Linked DNA regions of Mus musculus: region 2 is linked to region 1. A link is a loop called in an ENCODE intact Hi-C map of the cell type or tissue named here. Cell type or tissue: left cerebral cortex. All regions are shown on one strand. Links, peaks and the distances in the headings refer to the core of each region. The heading gives the core; the rest is flanking DNA.

Region 1 (9,765 bases), core at 1,234-9,233:
CAAACTTACCATCCTCCTCTTCTTCACTAACATAGCCAGGCCTATTCTTATAACAAAAGAAAGTTGAAGGAAGCAGAAGTTTCTCTGCCAGGGCTTTCTGCTCAGGGGTGGGAGTGAGTTCATACACAATGAGAATATCATTATCTGAGGGGAGATCTTCAGGTTTGCTCTTCTCTTGTGCTGTAACCAAATTAAAACAACTGAGAAGTAAGTGAACATAACCAGCCTAATTAAAAACACAAAGAACATGAAACTTATCTATGAGTTAAAACAGCACACTGATAAAATAAAAACACATACTTTGGAACAAACCAAGTTCTATAATGATCATGACTTTGAATTAAAGCCTGGTTTAGTGTTCTATTAAAACTTTTAGAGGATACAAAGCTTTTAAAAATCCTTTTACTGATCACTCAAATTACTAATTTCTGTAATTTAAAAAGTGTTGCTATAATCACACTCCATACACTAAACAAAAGTATCCATGCATTTACTACTGAGAAAGTACCTCTGGTATTATCCAACATAAATATTAGTACAACCTTTATTAGTTCCTATAAAGGAAGCAAACAATTTTTTTAACTGCAAAGGATGGCAAGTGATAGCATCGTATCCAATTTTTGCATACTTCCAAGTGTGCAACTAGATAAAATCATGTTGCTACTTTACGTATAAGACAATTTCGGTGGCTAAAAACATTGCATCTACTCCCACCTGATAAAAGGACAAAGATTTAGAGAGCAAAAAAGGAACCCTATACATAAAGTCTGTTCTGATATATTAAGAATGTCTAACTTGTAGGTACTGACAAAACAGTGCCTTAAACCAGTCATGAAACATGTATGTGCCAGCCACTACAGGGGACCTATCCTCTAAAGCTTCCCTGTCCAATATGGTAGGCTTACCCATATGCAGTTTCCTAATACTTGAAAGACGGCTAAGTCAAACTAAGGTGTACTAAAGGTACTCAAAGTCTGCACACTGGATTCAAATGGCCTGGCATAAAAGAAAGAATGTAAATACTGTGTGGTTTTTTTTTTTTTAATCTTAATTGACTAAAAGTTGAAATATTTTGTATACATACATTATATTGAATAATTACTAAACTGATTTTCTTTTATGCTACCTATTTCTTTTAGTGTTTCATTTTCTATGTTGCTCTCAGAATACTTTAGACAGATCATAATATATTTCTACTGGTTAGGATAACTAAAGAGAACTGGTACCCATTTTTCTGCAAGGTCAAGATGAATACTAGACAAATTTCCCCCATTTGCTCGTAATGGGCTTCTACAAATTCTGCATTCTTATTATTCTAGTCAAGAAGCAACACTTATTTCTATAAATGACCTGCATTACATAAGAAACATATGTTATAGAATGATAGCTGTTCAAAATGAGGTCTAATTTCAAATATAATCTCTAAACCCTCAGTAGACATGTATTATATTCATATATCTGAATACTGGCAGGCAGTAGGGCTAAGGTCAACAGTGAGAAAAAAACAGGTCTTTATTACAGAGTTAAAAAGAATAAAGAAAAGTTCAATGAAGCAGTAAGACAAAGACAGACAGACATTAATTAAGCAGAGTTGAAAATGAGGCAAAGACAGCATAATAACACATAGACAGCATCCAGATACAAATTTAAATTAAAGGCTGTTACATCACCACTCAAAAAGTATGTTTTGTAATATGTCATTCTTTAACATGCACATTGCAGTGTTAATTACTCCAATTCATACAGCCACAATTACTTGGCTAAGGACTACCAGCTAGTAGTCGCCTCACACCGAGAATGCTAGCTCTATACCTTTGCTCTCAGGTTGTGAGGTAGGGATGCTGGTCCAAAAGGCCATTGGATTAGATTTAAAAAGGCTAAAATTAAATCCTAGGAACATAAAGAATATTTCATTTTTTTCTAACATCTGTGAAACAAAATTAATAACTTAAAAAATTCAGACCTCTCCTTTTATACCAATCTGGTTATCTTACATGTTAACTTTATGCACAAGATCTCTTTCTTTGCCAACTGAATAAATGGTGGCAACACTAACTTATATTACATGCAACTTCTCAGTAACACATGCTTCAAGTGATTTTTAAAAACAATACAACATTGAAGAATCAACATTTAAAAGACTCAATACTCATGATTCAAGTGTATGAGTCCTTGTATTATACTAGGTTCTTTTGCACTGCTTTATAACGAACGATACTGTCTCTTCAGTGGTCTGTTAGTTGTAATATTCACAAGCTTTTTAGGGATTAAACTTGTCCAAATACTTTTGTACGTTTATAAACTCGTGTTTATGACACAACTTTGACTAAAATATGACTTTCCTATAAAGAGTCAAATGTAAACACTAACTGTAATACTAAGTACTTACCCTTTTCTGGTGTTTTAAATGTATAACTAGTTGAAGAGTTCTCTTTTGAAAAGGCACTGAGATTTTTGACTTTGCCATCAGAAGATTGCTTGATGTCAGAGTTCTGTGGCAGCTCACATTTGTCGGGTTTTACTTTTCCTTCAGATCCACTCTGGACTCTGGAAGTCATTTCACTATTGCTATTTTTCAAAGGTGCATTAAAACTAAATCCAAACAAAGAACCAGTGGCTGAACTGTTGCCAAATGCAAATGGCTTGGATTTTTCACTACTAAAAATGCTTTTAACAGATTCTGAGCCAAATACAAACTTAGGAGGAGAAACTACTGCTTTTGGTGTTGTTTCAGAAGTGCTAGATGTTTCTCCAGCTTCTGAAGTTGTATCTATTACTTCATCTCCCTGAGTTAAATCTGTCCTTTCTCTTGTGGTTTCTTCTAAAACAGCAATAGCAATTTTGCCACATGGTGACTCTCTAGGGGTGCTCAGATGAGAAACATGAGGTGTTATCAATGAATCTTTTTCTTGGGCTGTTTTTGCTTCATCAAAAATTTTCTTAAATGAGTCTGCAACATCCTGTAGTTTAAAACGAACAGCCAAATGTTCTATTTTTCTTTCTCCATCTGCAAAATCACATGCAGTCCACACCCACACTCTTTCAGTCCCTTTCATAGTTTGCAAAGTCATATCTGGAGTTATTCTGTGATTGGCACAAAGTTTTAATACCTGGTCCCTTCTCATCACGATGCGAACTTGTTTATTATCATAATTCTGTAAGATCTTTATATCTCCAATGCCTCTTTCTTTCCACTGGCCAACATCTTTATCGTATCTGTAAAGTTTTGCTCTGTGACTAAAAACAACTTGTTCATTTTCCTCACCACTGGATACTTCAACTAGATCAGGTAAAGGAACAACAGGTTCAAAGTACTGTCCATCTCTCTCTTCTTCTTGAGTAACATCAGACTCCTCATCAGTGCCAACTGAAGCTCCACTCTGGTTCAATTTGGCTGGAGACTTAGATGGACTCAGAGCAGATTTAAAACTGAAGTTAAATCCTGTAGTGGACTCACCAAAGCGGAAGAGGTTTTTCCGCACAGGGCTGCTTGCCAATGGAGAAGCATGAACTGAGCTGCTGCTGACACTGTCATCCAAGGCGTCCTCCCGTAAGTCATAGTTATCCCATTCTAAGGCAGGCCCGGTGTTATCAGGATTTTGCTTGGCTGTGGTGTCTGATGCACTGGGAGCATCTGCACCTGAACTTGCATTCTCTTCATCGGTGACCTTTACTTGATCATTTGTCAAAAAGGTTTTGAAATCTTTCAGGCCGCTCTTCATTTCCTCAGCTCTCTGTATTAATTTAGCAGCCCTGCCAGTATCTACAAGTTTATGGGGTGTCTGAAGTGGAATGTCTAAGAGAAGACGTTGACACTCCTCAAATTTCTGCTTGAATTCTTCAGCTAGCTCTGGCGTTTTAAACTTTGCAGCCAGTTGTTCCAGTTTCGCGTCACCATCGGAGAAATCACTAGCTAGCCACATCCATGCTCTATCTGACCCCGAGAGAGGCTTCAGGTTCATTGTAGTGGTTATCCAATGATTGGCACAAACTTTTAGCACTTGTTCTCTTCGCATCAGCATTCTCAGTTTACCATTGACTTCATTTTTGAGAATTTTTAAATTCCCCAAACCCCTTTCTTTCCACTGACTTATCTCAGCATCAAATCTAAATAATTTCACCCTTTGTGAATACAAAACTTTTTCATCTTCTTCTCCTGTTACTAGTTCCACCTTTTCTGGCATCTGCACTACTGGCTCAAAATGGATGTCATCACTGTCCTCAGTCTTATATGCATCATCATCTTTCTCGAGATCAGAAGACGTATTTGCTTTCTCAGCCACTTTGCCGCTTTGTGACGAGAATAATTTTTCTCCTGCACCTGAAAATCCCTTAAAATTAGGGTCTTTCTTGCCAAATTGAAACCCTTCTCTTGATGTTGACTTTGCAAGATCTGCAAAGGTAAAGGTGCTGCTTGTCTGACCAAAGACCACACCACTACCATTCTTCTGACCACTAGTATCATGAGCTTGGAAACTAGGGTCATTTTCAAGATGTTTTTCACTCTTTTTCTCTTGATTTCCCTTTTCCTGAATGCCAAATTTAAACCCATCAGCAGATACAGGAATGCAAAAACTAAATCCATCCTTGATTGACTTAAATTCTGTATTAGAGCCACCCTGAAAGGCAAAGGAAGGTGTTTTTTCTTGATCCACATGCCCAAATTTAAATTTCTGCTCTGAAATGCCAACTTTAAAATTCTTTTCTGGAAAGTTACTTTTGAATTCTGTTCCCACTTGACTTCCTGCAGATTCATTTGACTGTGACTTTGAGCCCACTGTGAAAGCTGAAGGAGCTTCATGAGGCTTATGAGTTGGCTTGGAGGCTTCACAAGCCACACATTTTAGGGAAGAGCTCTCATTTTGTACAGAACAAACAGCACACTCCCACTCTCCTTCCTTTTTGGGGAATAAGCCTTCAAATCCACTCTTTGGAGACCTGCTTGTCTCTGAAGAGGCAGGAGCTGATACACAAGATGTAGGCTGATTCTGCTTATTTGGATACTGACAAGCAATACAGTGAGTAGCACTGGCTTCATTTCGGACAAAACACAAGCTACAGTCCCACTGTCCTTCTTTCTTGGCGAACATACCCTCAAATCCAATCCTGAAAGGCTTACTCATCTCTGAGGTACCAAACTTAAAAGAGGGAGGTGCAGTAGATAAACTTGGTGTAACAGGATTATTACAAGCAACACATTTTATAGCATGTGCTTCATTTTTCACCGAGCACAAACTACAATGCCATTCTTTGAACTGTTTTCCTGGGTTCTCACAAGCAACACATTTTTTAGCGCTTCTTTCATTTCGGACTAGGCATACACTGCATTCCCACTGACCTTCTTTTTTAGAAAAAACAGATCTGAAATCACTGTCAACAGACTTAGGAAGATCTCCCTGACCAAATTTGAAAGAAGTTTGAACAAACGAAGACGCAGACTTTGTGTTCTGACATGCAATGCACCTAGAGACGGTGGGTTCATTTCTTACTAAACAAACACTGCAGTCCCAATGGCCTTCTTTATTTGCAGTCATTGTTGCAAATCGATCTTGAGCATTTTCCAGGCCAGTTTTAGGAGCAAAGCCATTTTCAACTAATGGAGGACCTAGGAGCTCTTTGTTACTGGTTGGGTTTGTATTCTGGCATGATACACATTTCTTAGCAGTTGCAGCATTCTTAAAGGAGCAGCTGTTACAATTCCAGTAAGGCCCTTCCTTCTTTACAATCTGGAATTCAAAATTCAAGTTTCCACCATCAGCTTTGCAAATATCCTTGTTATCCTGAGTTGCAGACTCCTTTACAATTCTAAGAGTATGATTTGGTGCTGTAGATGTGTTTGTTCCTAAGGCTTTTAAAATGTTCTGGGCCTCTTCAAATTTACACTTAAATAGTGCTGCTTCCTCAGGAGTTTTGAATCTAATTGCAAGCTGTTCTGGTTTTGGCAATTCATCTGCATAATCAAGGGCATGCCATACAAAAGATCTATCTGAGCCAGCATTTGGCGTCAGTTTCATATCTGGGCTTATGTAATGATTTGCACAGATCTTTAATACTTGCTCTCGTCTCATCAGAAGGCGAATTTTACCAGATGTTTTATGCCTTAGTATTTTTACATTGCCTATCCCACGTTCCTTCCATTCTTTGGATTCACCATCAAAACGGAACAACTTTGCACGATTGCAAAAGAATTCTTCTTCATCTTCCTCGCCAGTTTTTACTTCTATCTTGTCAGGAAGAGGTACCACAGGCTCAAAGTGAGGGCCATCATCCTCCTCATCCCCATGAGCACTTCCTCCATCTGTCTCATGACTTTTATTTGCCAGCTCGGAAGCAGCTGTTGTAAATACAGACTTCCCTGGACCGTGAAAAGCAAACATGTCATCACTGCGATGAAAACCAAAATTCTTCTGCTGATTTGGGCCCATGTTTTCTGTAAGTGTATTTTTGCTTCCAAAACTGAATGTATTCCGAGACCCACTAGCTTGGCCAGATATTGGCTTTAGTCCACTATAGCCATCTCCTTGTAAAGGCTTATCTGAAGTCAGAAGACCTAGAAGACTTTCACTATTGCTATAAGCTGTTGAAGGAGGCTGGGCCACTACCTGTGGTGATGAAAATGTGAAGTCGCCATCATTTGATTTGAAATTTGAGTTAAATTTAAAGGGAGTTGGCTGTGTTGTATGTGCTGGTGTTGTCAAGGGTGGCCTTATTACTTCACCCTGCATGGGCTGAACGAAATTGGATTTTCCAAATTCTATAACCTTTGATTCTGCTGACCTTGAAGCGTGAGCTACAAGTGGAGGCTTTGTGAAATACCCTGGTTCTGGCAAAGGTGGATTTGTGCTTGTCTGTTGAACATTGTAATTAAAATAATCATCACCCCTAGGTGATAGAATTCCTGTTGCAGGAGACTCAAAACGCAAGGGAGGACCATACATCTCCTGAGAGAACATACAAGCAGATGAACTTTGCACTGGTGGTGTGTGCATCTGTTGTGAATATGCATAAATATGTTGTTGGGGTGGAAGCCTATTCATGCCATAAACTGGACCCTAAAAGGGAAAAAAAATACTTTCTTGATTATTCATAAAACTATAAAAATCTACAAACAAATCAACTCTCACAAACCTCAAATTAGAGTATCATTCAGCAGAAAACACCAATGTACACAGCACATTAACAGATACCAATGGTGCCACAAAGACACCTGAATATATATTTGATAAGACAGCACCTTAAAAATCTGTACTGACAATGACTAGAAAAAAATAATTCTTCATTCACTAAACAATTACTAAATGATGTTAACAGTGATGATTATTACTAACATTCATTAAGCATTTATTAATGTATCAACTAGGCACAGTTCTAACCATTTTAACTTACTTTAGAAGTTAAAGGTTTTTAGCCTCAAAAACTCTATTAACTATAGTATTATTCTCATTTAAAACCAGGTGGCCTAAGAGGTACACAGGTTAAAAAACATTGCCCAAGTTCACAATAAGCAGAACCGGGATCTAAATGTACCAACGCACCCAGATCTCCATCCTGGAAGTCATAGTTTTTAGTTACTGTCATAATATCCAGTTTGAGTCAAAAGGATGACAATAAATCAGCCTAGCAAAACAAAAATAGCCTTACTCCTATCAAAATAGAATAATAACACAAGGGCCAAAACCATCCAATCCTCCTATTTAAAATATTCCAAATGTTTCGACTTATTGTTAACACACAAAAAAAGATGACTATGAAATGCCTATATCAAAGGTCACATATCTTCCAATACTGAACTACTTGTTTCAATTTCTTTAAAAGAAGCCTAAACATTTAAAACGTAAACAGTTCTAATTGTGTGCTTTTCCTTTGTTACCTTGGTGGGAGTTACATTAGCAGCTGGTCTGAGAAGATACTGGGAGTTATATGCAGGTGACTGACTATAATATACTGATGGGCCAGTAGTTGCAACTAAAGTGAAAGAAACAAAAACAAGAAAACAATGTTAAAAGTCTATTCTATAGTTTAAAATACTACCTAGACAAGAATTATAAATATACAATAAGAATCAAAGGAAGTTTTAATTATTCTGATCTTTACATTTCTACATACTCAAGTATACCATAAAGCAATTAATAAATGAAGAACTAAAAAAAAAAAAACCAGTTAAATGACACAAAGAATAAAAAATAACACTACTATTGTCAACAGGAACAAGTACTTAACAAGCATGCCAGAGTAAGGCATAATGGCACATGCCATTTGATCTCCCACACTCAAAGGGACAGGTAGATTTCTGTAAGTTTCAGCTAACGAACGCTACATAGTGAGAGAGCTCTAAAAAGAAAACAAAGAAAGTAAATGGTCCAAGATCAGCAGAATGTAAAAGCACAGAACGGCTCCACGTTAGGAAAAAAGTTATCACAAAGAATTTAGTAACCAAAATGCACCTGATGGCCTAAACATTTAAAAGAGGACTTGAAACTCTAGAGAATGACAGGGTTGCAGAATATGATCTCAAATAATTACTCAGATTTATGCTTAAAATAACCTGGTACAATTATAAAAAGGGTCTCACAATAAGCATAAAGCCAACTACATGGCTCAGCAGGTAAAGATGGTTACCACATAAACATAGCAATATGCCTTTCATTTCTAGAACACATGTAAAGGTAGGTTGTCTTCTGATCTCTGCATATGCTGTGGAGATATATATATATACACACATATACATATATATATATATACACACACACACATACATACATACATTCCACAGCCACGTGTATGTATGTATGTATGTATGTATGTATGTATGTATGTATGTGTATATATATATATACACACACACACACACACACACACACACACACACACGTACAGGCCCGCACGCATGCGCACATGCACGCACATATGTACAAATGTTTTAAATTAAAATTTAAAAACAAATTAGCATCAAATTTGTTCTTTGGCTTAAAGCAGACAGATGTGCACAGATGCATGCATGCATACATACATACATACGTACATATAAATACAGATACACAAACTATATGTTCCATCTGTTCTGTGAGGTTTATAAAAGGCACTTATACTAATGGCAAAACTATAGTGGTATGCTTAATCTGTTTTACAACAGTTTTACCAGAACTAAAAACCAAAAGACCTTTCATACTGTACATGAAGTGGAAAACTGAAATTGTGAATTAATCTTGAAAAAAGCAATAAAAAGTAGACGGACAGTAAATATTTCTCCCCGTTTGAATCTGAAAAACCTAATGGAGTGTTATTTTGGAACTCCCCTGAGGAGGAGTAAACAGGTATGGAAACAGGTTGGTTGACATGAGGCAAGAATCTGAAAAATCTAGATAAGGGGCTGGAGACATGGCTTAACAGTTACCCACACTTGCTGTCCTTACAGCACAGCATACAAGCAACTCACAACTCTCTGCTATCAGCATTGTATGCCTAAGCACATATATACATGCAGTCAAATAAGTACTTATATCTACAATAAAAAAGACATATTTTGTCTACAATTAAAATTAGCAACTCTATCAGTGACTAGTAACTCAGCAGGTAAAGATGGTTACCACATAAACATAGCAAAAAATTAGAAGTCCTTATAAACTTAATGAACAGACAATTCGGGGGTAAAATTCAAGAGACTATAAAATACAAAGCATGTACTATATAAAGATATTAAAACTGGTAACATAGCCGGGCGTGGTGGCGCAATCCCAGCACTCAGGAGGCAGAGGCAGGCGGATT
Region 2 (9,765 bases), core at 1,204-9,203, 95 kb after region 1:
CATTACAGATGGTTGTGAGGCACCATGTGGTTGCTGGGAATTGAACTCAGGACCTTTGGAGAAGGTGCCAGTACTCTCTAACACTGAGCCATCTCTCCAGCCCCCTTGTGTTTGATGATTTTCATCAAAGAGATTATATTTTTCCATGGGCTAAGTGGTGGCTAATTTTTTTTCCTAGTTCTTTCTCTCTCAATCCTTTCCTATTTTATTTCCTCTACTGTAAATCAGATTGCTTTCTTGATTCCTTTTCCCAGAAGTTTTGTTATTGATATATATAAAAGCTATTGATGGGATGGTGAGATGGCTCATTGGGAGCTTGATCCAAGCCTGATAACCTGAATTTTCTTTTCAGACCCTAGACAATGGAAAGAGAAAAGCTGTCTTCTGATGTTCCATGTGCATATGGCTTCTGCTTCGCTTCCTGCCCCAAGGTTCCTGCCTTAACTTCCTGCCCTAGCATTCAAGCTGTAATAAACCCTTTCCTCCCCAAATTGCTTTTGGTCATAGTACTTAATTGCAACAATAAATACAAACCTAGCTAAGACAGTGGGTATGTTTAATGTTTTGTTGAGAACAAACTACACACTAGAGCACTCCAGTACAACGTGAAGACAGCTGCAGAGCTTCTGATTTCACCAGTCTGCTAACTTCATGACTGTACCCCAAATGGCCAAAGATCAAAAATCCAAATAGCCTGTTTAGACATGTCATACAAACCATCACAGCTGTTCCTAGGAGTTAGATACTTAAAATGTGAACATATTCATAAGCAGAGGTACCAAAAGCAGCTTTGGGAGTGGAGGCCGGGCTGGGATTGAATCTGGGAAATTAAGACAGGATCTCGCTACAAAACCTAGGCTGGACTCAACCTCATGTCATGCCTCTGGTCACCAACCAGAAGTGGTCTAATTGGTGAGCTCTGCACTGCAGTGAAAGTCTGTGTATGGAATACTGTTCTCTGAGCATGACCTGACTAGTGCTCTCTTGCACTGTCAGCAGCCAGGATTATTTAAAAAAGATCCAGAAAAGAATCAGCCCATTAACTTTCTGCCATGGAAGTGAAAGAGGCTCATGAGGCCTTGCCCCTCTCCTACAAGATTTATAAGCAGATCAGGCATGGTGGTGTATACCTTTAATCTTAGCACACAGGCAGGCGGATCTCTGCAAGTTCAAAGCCAACTTGGTGTACATGTAGCAAATTCCAGGACAGCCAGGGCTATGAGACACTGTCTCAACACACACACACACACACACACACACACACACACACACACACACACGGGTGGGGGAGGATTGGGGAGGGACAGAAGGAGGGGTGCGTGGCAAGCTGGCCATTGAGTCCAGGAGATCAACAAGCTCTGGCTTAAATGAGAGACCCTATCTCAAAGAATAATCGAGGATGATGCCGCGTATTAACCTGTGTTTCCACATGCATGTTCAGACATGAACACTTCTATACCCATGTGCATACATACTTGCAAACACATATGAAAGAAAACAAAACCAAGGATGACAACTTCTGAGGTTGGCCATTGGCTTCCACATATCTGTGCACACATGTTTACCATCCCACCATGAACATGCAAACACATCAGCACAAATGCAAAAGAAATCAAATTTATAGTAAAAGTTTAGCTTTAACATGTCATTATTCATCCACCTATCCATTCATTCTTCTGCATTGTATTAGGTAGCATAGTATAGAGATGATTTAAAATGAAAGTTTGGTAAATTTTATGCAAGGACCAGGCCATTTTCTAAGGGGCCCAAGCAACCACAGGCTTTGCTATCCCATGGGCATGATGGTACAGCAGAGGTGGAGGTGTAGAGAAGTGCTCTGGAACCATCCCCACACCACAGTGAGTGATAACTGTGGAATGGGAGAGCTAGAAACTGCTTATTTATTCTAAATCCATCACGAAACTAAGAACTTAGCAGCAACTACCACTAGGATGAAGCCTCTTCAATTGCTACAAAAGATCTGGGTGCCATATGGGGTATTCAAATCAATTAACATGGCCTAGTTACATTACTACTTGGCAGAACTATTTCCCTGTAATTCTCTACTTGGCTTAAGTGGAAAATTTCATCTGATTTTCCCGGGACTACTGAAAACAACGCAAGTGAGAGAATGGAGACGGAAAGCTCTTCCCCGTTTCCAGTTTGTAGGACAATGTAATATGTTTTCTTTCAAGACAATAAGGAAGTAGGCAAAGCTCAAGCAGAAATGGATGAATTTTCAGATAATATGCCTTTTGCCTTATTTTTAAAATTGCTTCTTAATTGTGTAAGGCAAACAAATTCATCACATGGAGAAGAGTGAAAAAGTGGTTAACACAAGCTTTCTTAACTGAGCTGAAGCTGAATAGCGATGCATACATTTACGTCTGTATTAGTATTACCACGATGTTTACTACGGTTATTAAAAGGAAATAAGAGCACTCTGACTTTACTGTATCATTTTGTTTGCTTGTTTTGTTAGGACCGAGTTGCTCTCTGTTGGAATGTACTCTGCAGACCAGGCTGGCATCCAACTAAGATTCGACTGTATCCGCCTGGGTATTAGGACTAAAGATGTGTGCTAATGCTGCCCACAACTTTATTGTATATTAACTATAACCCAGAGAGAAAGTTTAAAAAATCATTTAAAAACATGAAAATATGAAATGTGTGGATTAAAGTACCAGTTTTCAACCCTGCACCACCAATGCCCCATGCCAGGATGCCTGGTATAAGGCTATTTACATATAACTGTTCCTAAGAATTGACCACTGAAATAAAACATGTAAAATAAAGGAGGTAGCTTTGATGTCGTAGTTATATAGTAGCACGTGGCTGACCTTATGATATTTGAGGAGATATTCATAAAGGAAGTGAGTGTGATGCTATCCGACCATAGGCTGGAAACTTGTCAGGAAGTACACTAGTAGATACTTTGTCCCATAATCAATAATTCAAATCTGCTACTATCAGGTGCGGCAAGAACTCCTCTCTGGTGTCTGCAGAATAGAGAGGCCACTCAGATCAGGCAAGATGCAGCAAGGGGCTGCCAAGGACCTGTGACAGAACCATGTGTGCCAGCTCCACAACATCAGAAATGCCCCAAACTGGCTTAAATAATGCACATCAATACTGCAGCTACCCAACCCTATCCAGTTTAACAAGTAACAATAGCTTACTTTGGGGTCTATTTCTCACGAAGCACCTCTAAGTGATTCACATAACAAAACCCTATCTGCAAAAGATGTGATTGTGTAAAAGACGCCCTAGGTCGGGAGAGTGGAAGAGAGAGACAGAAACAAATCAAGCTCATGCTCTTCCTTTATGTCCCTCTCTGACAGTAACATTCTGAAAACTGTGTACAGAGAAAGTAACAGCACCTACGTTTCCTACCTTTCCACAAAAACACAATGCCAAACAGCTGCCTTTTCTCTATGATGACACATCCTTACCATACTGGTAACCTACTGTGAAAAGGAGATGAGCTGCCAAATGTGTAGAGAAAATCATAACCATTAATGGCAGAACACTGAGAAATGTCGTGAACAACTGGTAGGCTGGGCAGGATGAGTAGCCTGCACATTTCATTTTGTAAGTTGGATTTGCACTTCCCTGTCACCCAACAATGCCTTATATCCTCTAGAGGAAATGTATAACTGTCAAAGAATCACTATTATTCTCCTCAGCTAGAACCTCCATATCCCATTCAATTAGCCTGACTTTAGAGAAACCGAACACTGTGTTCTGTATGCAAGTGCCTCAAAGCTGGATCTCTTGTCTCTGTCTAAAGGTGGATGACTGAGCACCCTCTCCATATTCCATCAAGCATTCTGCTAAGAGGCAGAGGGCCAACACTGACAGGTTGACAGGTACCACCCCTGCTGACACCCATACAGCTCAAGAGGTCTTTAGCATGATTGTGCTTTAGAGACAGCTCCCGTAACTAATCACTGCAGTGAACTCCTGAAGCCCCACACAAATTTGGAGTGTTGGATCAACTTAAACAATTTTTTATATTTCCCTCAGAGGTTAGGAGGCTTTGCTGTGATTTTAAAAATATTTTTCCTAGAAACTAGTCCTCTAGTGATTCCTTTACTGCTCATAACATCTTTTATTCCTATCATGATGAATTAACATATTATCACCTACTTCCAAACATCTTTTTAGAAAGATACAAAGCCACATTTGAGAAAGCTCCAAATATAGAATAACGGTATTTTTAGCTGTGTTGACCTAAGAGATGCCCAAGTTACCAGGGAAACCATTTGGCACAGGCAGGAGCTCTTTATATGGCCATGGTGCCAAGCAGCAGCAGCAGCAGCAGCCGCCTGTCAGGCTCTAAGATACATTCTTATTTTAGTTCTGACTCAGCAGAGCTTTCTCACTGAACACAACCGCCAGCTACACTGTGACAGGAAGTTAGTGGGAGTTTTTATTCTTCACTAAACTTAATTTGAGCCCCACTTCACTGATAAGAAAAAAAGAGAACCATGAAAATATCAGTATAGAGGACAGAAGTAAAACACTTCATTCAAATCAAAGGTCTTTCCTGTTCATATCCCTGCATCTCTCATTTTCATCTACTTTCTTGATACAGAATATATATCTACCAGCATCAGAGAAACTGAAAAACCTTTCTGCAAAGTCACAAGATACCTTCCCTTCATGAGCTTTACATTTTGTGACGCACAGAGAAAGGCAATAAGTATTTTAGCTGCCATAACTCAGATTCTTTACCATAAATGTGATAAAAGATGGCGTGGGAAGGACATAACAAGACCCTAGGAGTCTGATGTTGACCAGATGGTGCAATTACACTGACAGCCAGTTTGCAGCCTGGGCTGCAGTCTCGTTAAGATTCAAATACTCTTTGTTCTGTCCCCTGAAACCAGGTCACATGGTTATGAGGGTCTTTATTCAATTCTTTCCCTCTTTCCCAGAGGTATTCTATAATCCTGGCAACTCACATCCTGTTGGGAAGTGAAATATTGCTGAACCCTGGCTCCCTACATCTTAGCTTTTAAAAGCAGCACTCGGGTTGTCAGTAGAGGGCACTGGAAAGAAGCCTCAGGCTTTGGTTCTCTGGGCCTGCAGAGAGCAGTCACAGATAACCAGACCTTTGGAGAATTCTGCAAGATATAAGTAGGAGATGGTTATGTGTTGTAAGCTTCCCCTAGGAAACTCTTACCTAAGCCCTTGGAACACTTGCTATCTCATGGCAGCTCATCCTATTCTATTGCTACACCAACAGCATCTACTAAGATCTGGCCTGGAGAGAGACAGTTTTCTATAAAGATAGCTAACCTGACAAGAGTCCTCCTTTCTAGATGAGTAGAGGACCAGAGCTCAGTCTCCAGCACCCACATCAAGCTCCAGATCCAGGGCATCCAATCCTCTCTTCTTGCTTCTATGGGCATTGCCCTCACAGGCTATATATTCACACAGGGACATGCACATACATACAAATAGAACTAAAGAAGTTATTCTTTTTAGATACCACACTTTAAAAAGCAGGTACTTTCTTTTCTCTGTTGAACTAAAACCAACAGAGGAAGCCTGTGGTCAGGATCCTATAGTTGAAGAGTTCTCAGACTTTTAGGATCCTTACCCAACATGAGGAACTTGTCTCACTTAGAAACTTAAAACAGCCATATTTGCTGCTGAAAACTAGGAAGAGGTGGGAGGAGTGGGTAGCTCAGTAAAGTACAGTTCAGTGAAACAGTCAAAGAGAGTTCTCAGAAGGACACATAAGAGGAGGACAGCTGAGGAACTTGAGGTCTTCGCTGAGTTCTCTTTGCTTCAGCAGATGAGGAAGCACCACTGCCAAGATGTAATCAGGACACTGTGCATGGGAAAATCAGCCCCAAGCACACTATGCAAAAGGCAATGCAATGGTCTATAGATATTTCTGCTATGAAATAAGCTCTTATGAAATGACATATCACACCTCATTCTCACTTTTTAAAAAAGATTTATTTATCTATCAATCTATTTATTTATTTATTTATTTACTTAATGTATGCGAGCACACTGTAGCTGTACAGATGGTTGTGAGCCTTCATGTGGTTGTTGGGAATTGAATTTTAGGACCTATGCTCGCTCTGGTCAGCCCTGCGCACTCTTTATCATTAGACATAAATACACTGTAGCTGACTTCAGACACACCAGAAGAGGGCGTCAGAACCCATTACGGGTGGCTGTGAGCCACCATGTGCTTGCTGGGAACTCAGGAGCTTCGGAAGAGCAGTGAGTGCTCTTACCCGCTGAGCCATCTCTCCAGTCCCACACCTCATTCTCTTTTCCCCCTCCCCACTATCCTCTCCCAGTCATAAAAATTAAATCCAACAATAGGTAGACCTGAGTCGTAACAGCAGAATCAAGCCTTGTCACCAGACTTTCTTTTTGCTCTTATATATAATTTAGCAGAAGACAGGAGAGTGACTCAAGTGTCCTAAGAACTCTGTTTAGCATGCTTTCTCCTGCCCATTCTGGTTAAGTCCTTGAGGACATTGCTTCTTCCTTCTATTCACAGCACCTGGTCCTCTGCTGCCATAGCAGTGGTGACAGCTCGCATCCAGTTCCCCCAGTTCTCATCTCAACCATAAACCTATTAGAATGGTGTGCAAGAGAGAATCTAGCAAATGGCTGGGGAAAGAATACTATGGAGCTCAGGTGGATTACAATTGTTTCAGTTATTTTGTAACTGAGTTAGAACATAGACAGGCACCATGTGGGTTACATTTGTGTGCACACTTAACATTTAATTACTTAAAGACTGCAAAAAGAAGCTGAGCATGGAAGCTCACATCTGTAACTCCACTACTCAGGAGGCAGAAAGAGCCAGAGGATCATGGTAGGTCCAAGGCCAACTTCATCTACATAGTTCTAGGTAAGATATAGTGAAATAACAAGTGCAAGAATTCGTCTCAAGCCGGGCAGTGGTGGCGCATGCCTTTAATCCCAGTACTTGGGAGGCAGAAGCAGGCAGATTTCTGAGTTCGAGGCCAGCCTGGTCTACAAAGTGAGTGCCAGGATAGCCAGGGCTATACAGAGAAACTCTGTCTCGAAAAACCAAAAAAAAAAAAAAAAAAATCGGCTCAAAAACAAAACAAAAAACAAACAAAACCCCAAACAAATCTTGAAATTAAACTCAAGCCTTTATACAGAACTGCTATCAGTGATTTTAGTTCAAAACAGCAAATGCACTTAGTCTGCTGCCTAACAGGACCTTTTACTTGAACTTTGAATCAAGCATTAGTAAAAATAATCTCTTTCACAATTCAAATATAAGAAAGCAAGATTTAATAAAAACTAACTTGGCACAATGTCCAATGACTCCTATAGGAAAACAGACACAGATGTACTAATTAGGAGTTCTATTGCTATGATAAAATACCAAGACCAAAAGCAACTTGGGGAGGAGGGGCTTTACCTGCTCATAACTCTCAGGTCATACTCTACCACTGAGGGAAACGTGGGCAGGAATCTAAAGGTAGGAACGAGGAAGCAGGAGCTGAGGCAGAGGCCATGGAGGCATGCTGCTTACTGGCTTACTCCTCAGGACTTGCTCAGTTTGCTTTCTTATACACTCAGGACTGCCTGTCCTGGGTAGTGCTATCCACCATGAGCTGGGACCTTCCATATCAATCACGAATCAAGAAAATGTCCCCCTACACACACACCTGCCTATAGACAACCTGATGGAGAATTTTCTCAACTGAGACTCCCTAGAATAGTTTAGCTTGTATCAGGGTGACAATAAAACCAACCAGGACAGAAGACACATTTTCAAAGAGGTGAGGATCTTGCAACCATCCAAAAGATGAACCGCTCACTGAGAATGGTTCAAATAAACTAGTAAAATGACATGGGAGTGAAAAGCTGTCCCATCAATAATAACAGGTATCTATGCTGGCTGTACCACACATCAGTGATTTATGGCTGCAGCTGCTACTCAGTAGCAAAGGAGGCTCTGGACTTGGCCCCCAGCACTACAAAGCAAGTAGATAAGCTGGGTGTGGTGGTCTATAACTGTAATCCTAGCACTAAGGTGGGCAGCTGAGACAAGAAGAGGAATCTGAGGCAAACCTAAAGAATAAGTTCAAGACCAGTCAGGGCTACATAGTAAGATCATGTCTCCAGAAACAAACAAACAAACCCCCAAAAATTAAGAAATAAAACCATACATATAAACAAACAAACAGCAAAAAGCCAAAACGAAGAAGTACACAATTTTTTACCCCTTTTAAGGATGGCCAATACTAATCTAGTATATTAGAGCAAATGACCACAAGATTTTTTTTCAGAGATAACCTATCTATAAATCTTCTCTGAAATATAGGAAATCATTCTGTTAAAATAAAGCAATCCAGAAAGATATGTACCCTATGTTTTTCTCTCACATGTGGGACAGCCCAGATTTATTTATACACACACACACACACACACACCACTCATGCATGTGTCATCAAACTACTAAGAGGTTCATAAGAGGGAAAGAAGAGATCTTAGGTTAGAGTAACAGATTCAGAAGTGGGGACTATCTGTGGAAAGGAAGGAACCAACCAGTGTAATAAGTGGAAGAGCAGAGAGGGAGAAGACATTAGAATACAGTACAATGGACACACACACACATGCCACAATGAAACCATTTCTTCATATTTTAATTTAAACCTAAAAAAACCCTTTAAACTCTAAATTTAAAATTTCTTAAAAGGTAGACTTAGAGATAAGATATTAGGAAAAAAGGGGGAAGAAAGAAATTTAAAAAGTAATTCAAAAGGGTAAGACTCCAATTGTACACTGCTGTGGTGATTGCATATTTACTCCCATGTGACAGGCAAAGCTGCTTCCTGGAACGGAGTGGTGGTGGTGGTGGTGGGAGTCTCCTGGCATACTTGATTACTCTGAGCACGAATATATTCAGAAAAAGTTTTGTTACTGCTCCTGTTGCAATGCCCCTGCTCTCTTATTCAGAAACGGAAACGCCACCAGCTCTGTAGGCACAGATCATCTCCAGGCACGACATACAAAAGCACAGACTTATACACTTGCTCATATAAAGAGACTTTAACAGGTCTTAGTATTTTCATTTGAGTTTAGGCAGCATGAACCATTAGTCATTAGTTATATTTGGTTTTAGAGTTGTATCTACATTTACTTTATACTTTCTAAGCAAGGAGGCAGGGAAAAACCAGGAGGCTTTCCTCCAGCTCATCCCCATTACTCACTGGATGAAGAAAGGTTTGCTAGAACACACAGGGTTACACCCATCCTCCAACATTGCTGCCCAGTTGCATTTCCCCACTTGTAGAACTGAGGAGTTAGGACAGATGAAATGGCCTACAAGGCCTAAAGTACGATTATCTGAACCAAAAAATAATCTCCACACTTTGGAACTACCAGGTATCTGCTAATCAGCAACTAATAACTCTGTCTATACCCTTACTATTCATGCCAACAATGGCACAATAATTTTTAATTATTTATCTGTGTCTTTTTTTGTTATAATGTGTTAAGAGCATATCCCTCAATTCCATGAAGGTAGATGCTTTAGTAAATGCAGACCGAACCAAAGGTGCATTTTACAGAGTAAATTACAACACTTGAAACCTATAGTAGTTTTTTTTTTTTTTTAAACCTAGATTTTTTTTTCTGGCAAATGTCTATGAAGAACAAGTAGAAAATGTTTTGTTTACTATTAATCACCCACAGGAAAAATAAAAGACTTCAGCTTTCACTTTTTGTTCAATGGTAATTTTTTTT

Evidence for each region. Hi-C counts contacts between places; a loop is a spot of excess contacts. Peaks named below come from ENCODE experiments on the same cell type or tissue, not always from the same donor. Only the 100,000 strongest peaks of a DNase experiment are listed, where the experiment ranks them.
Region 2: a loop joins it to region 1, with 9 times the contacts of the local background. A loop is called at or near these places in 2 of 42 quality-filtered maps.

The regions. Positions count from the first base shown.
Region 1 is chr10:58,473,444-58,483,208 of GRCm38, reverse strand. Ranbp2 (RAN binding protein 2) reads right to left here. Exons shown (of 29, transcript NM_011240.3): 19 at 7,871-7,965; 20 at 2,390-7,052; 21 at 10-180. Among named protein-coding and RNA genes, the nearest start is that of Ccdc138, 20 kb to the left of the region's middle. In left cerebral cortex, for the core only: no CTCF peak of the experiment used is centred there; DNase peaks (open chromatin) are centred at 3,481, 4,313, 4,868, 5,963 and 1 more place; H3K27ac peaks cover 4,177 bases.
Region 2 is chr10:58,378,082-58,387,846 of GRCm38, reverse strand. It overlaps a transcript of Lims1 not described here. Among named protein-coding and RNA genes, the nearest start is that of Lims1, 11 kb to the left of the region's middle. In left cerebral cortex, for the core only: a CTCF peak has its summit at 5,047 (motif pointing right); DNase peaks (open chromatin) are centred at 4,752, 5,026, 5,677, 9,049 and 4 more places; H3K27ac peaks cover 6,056 bases.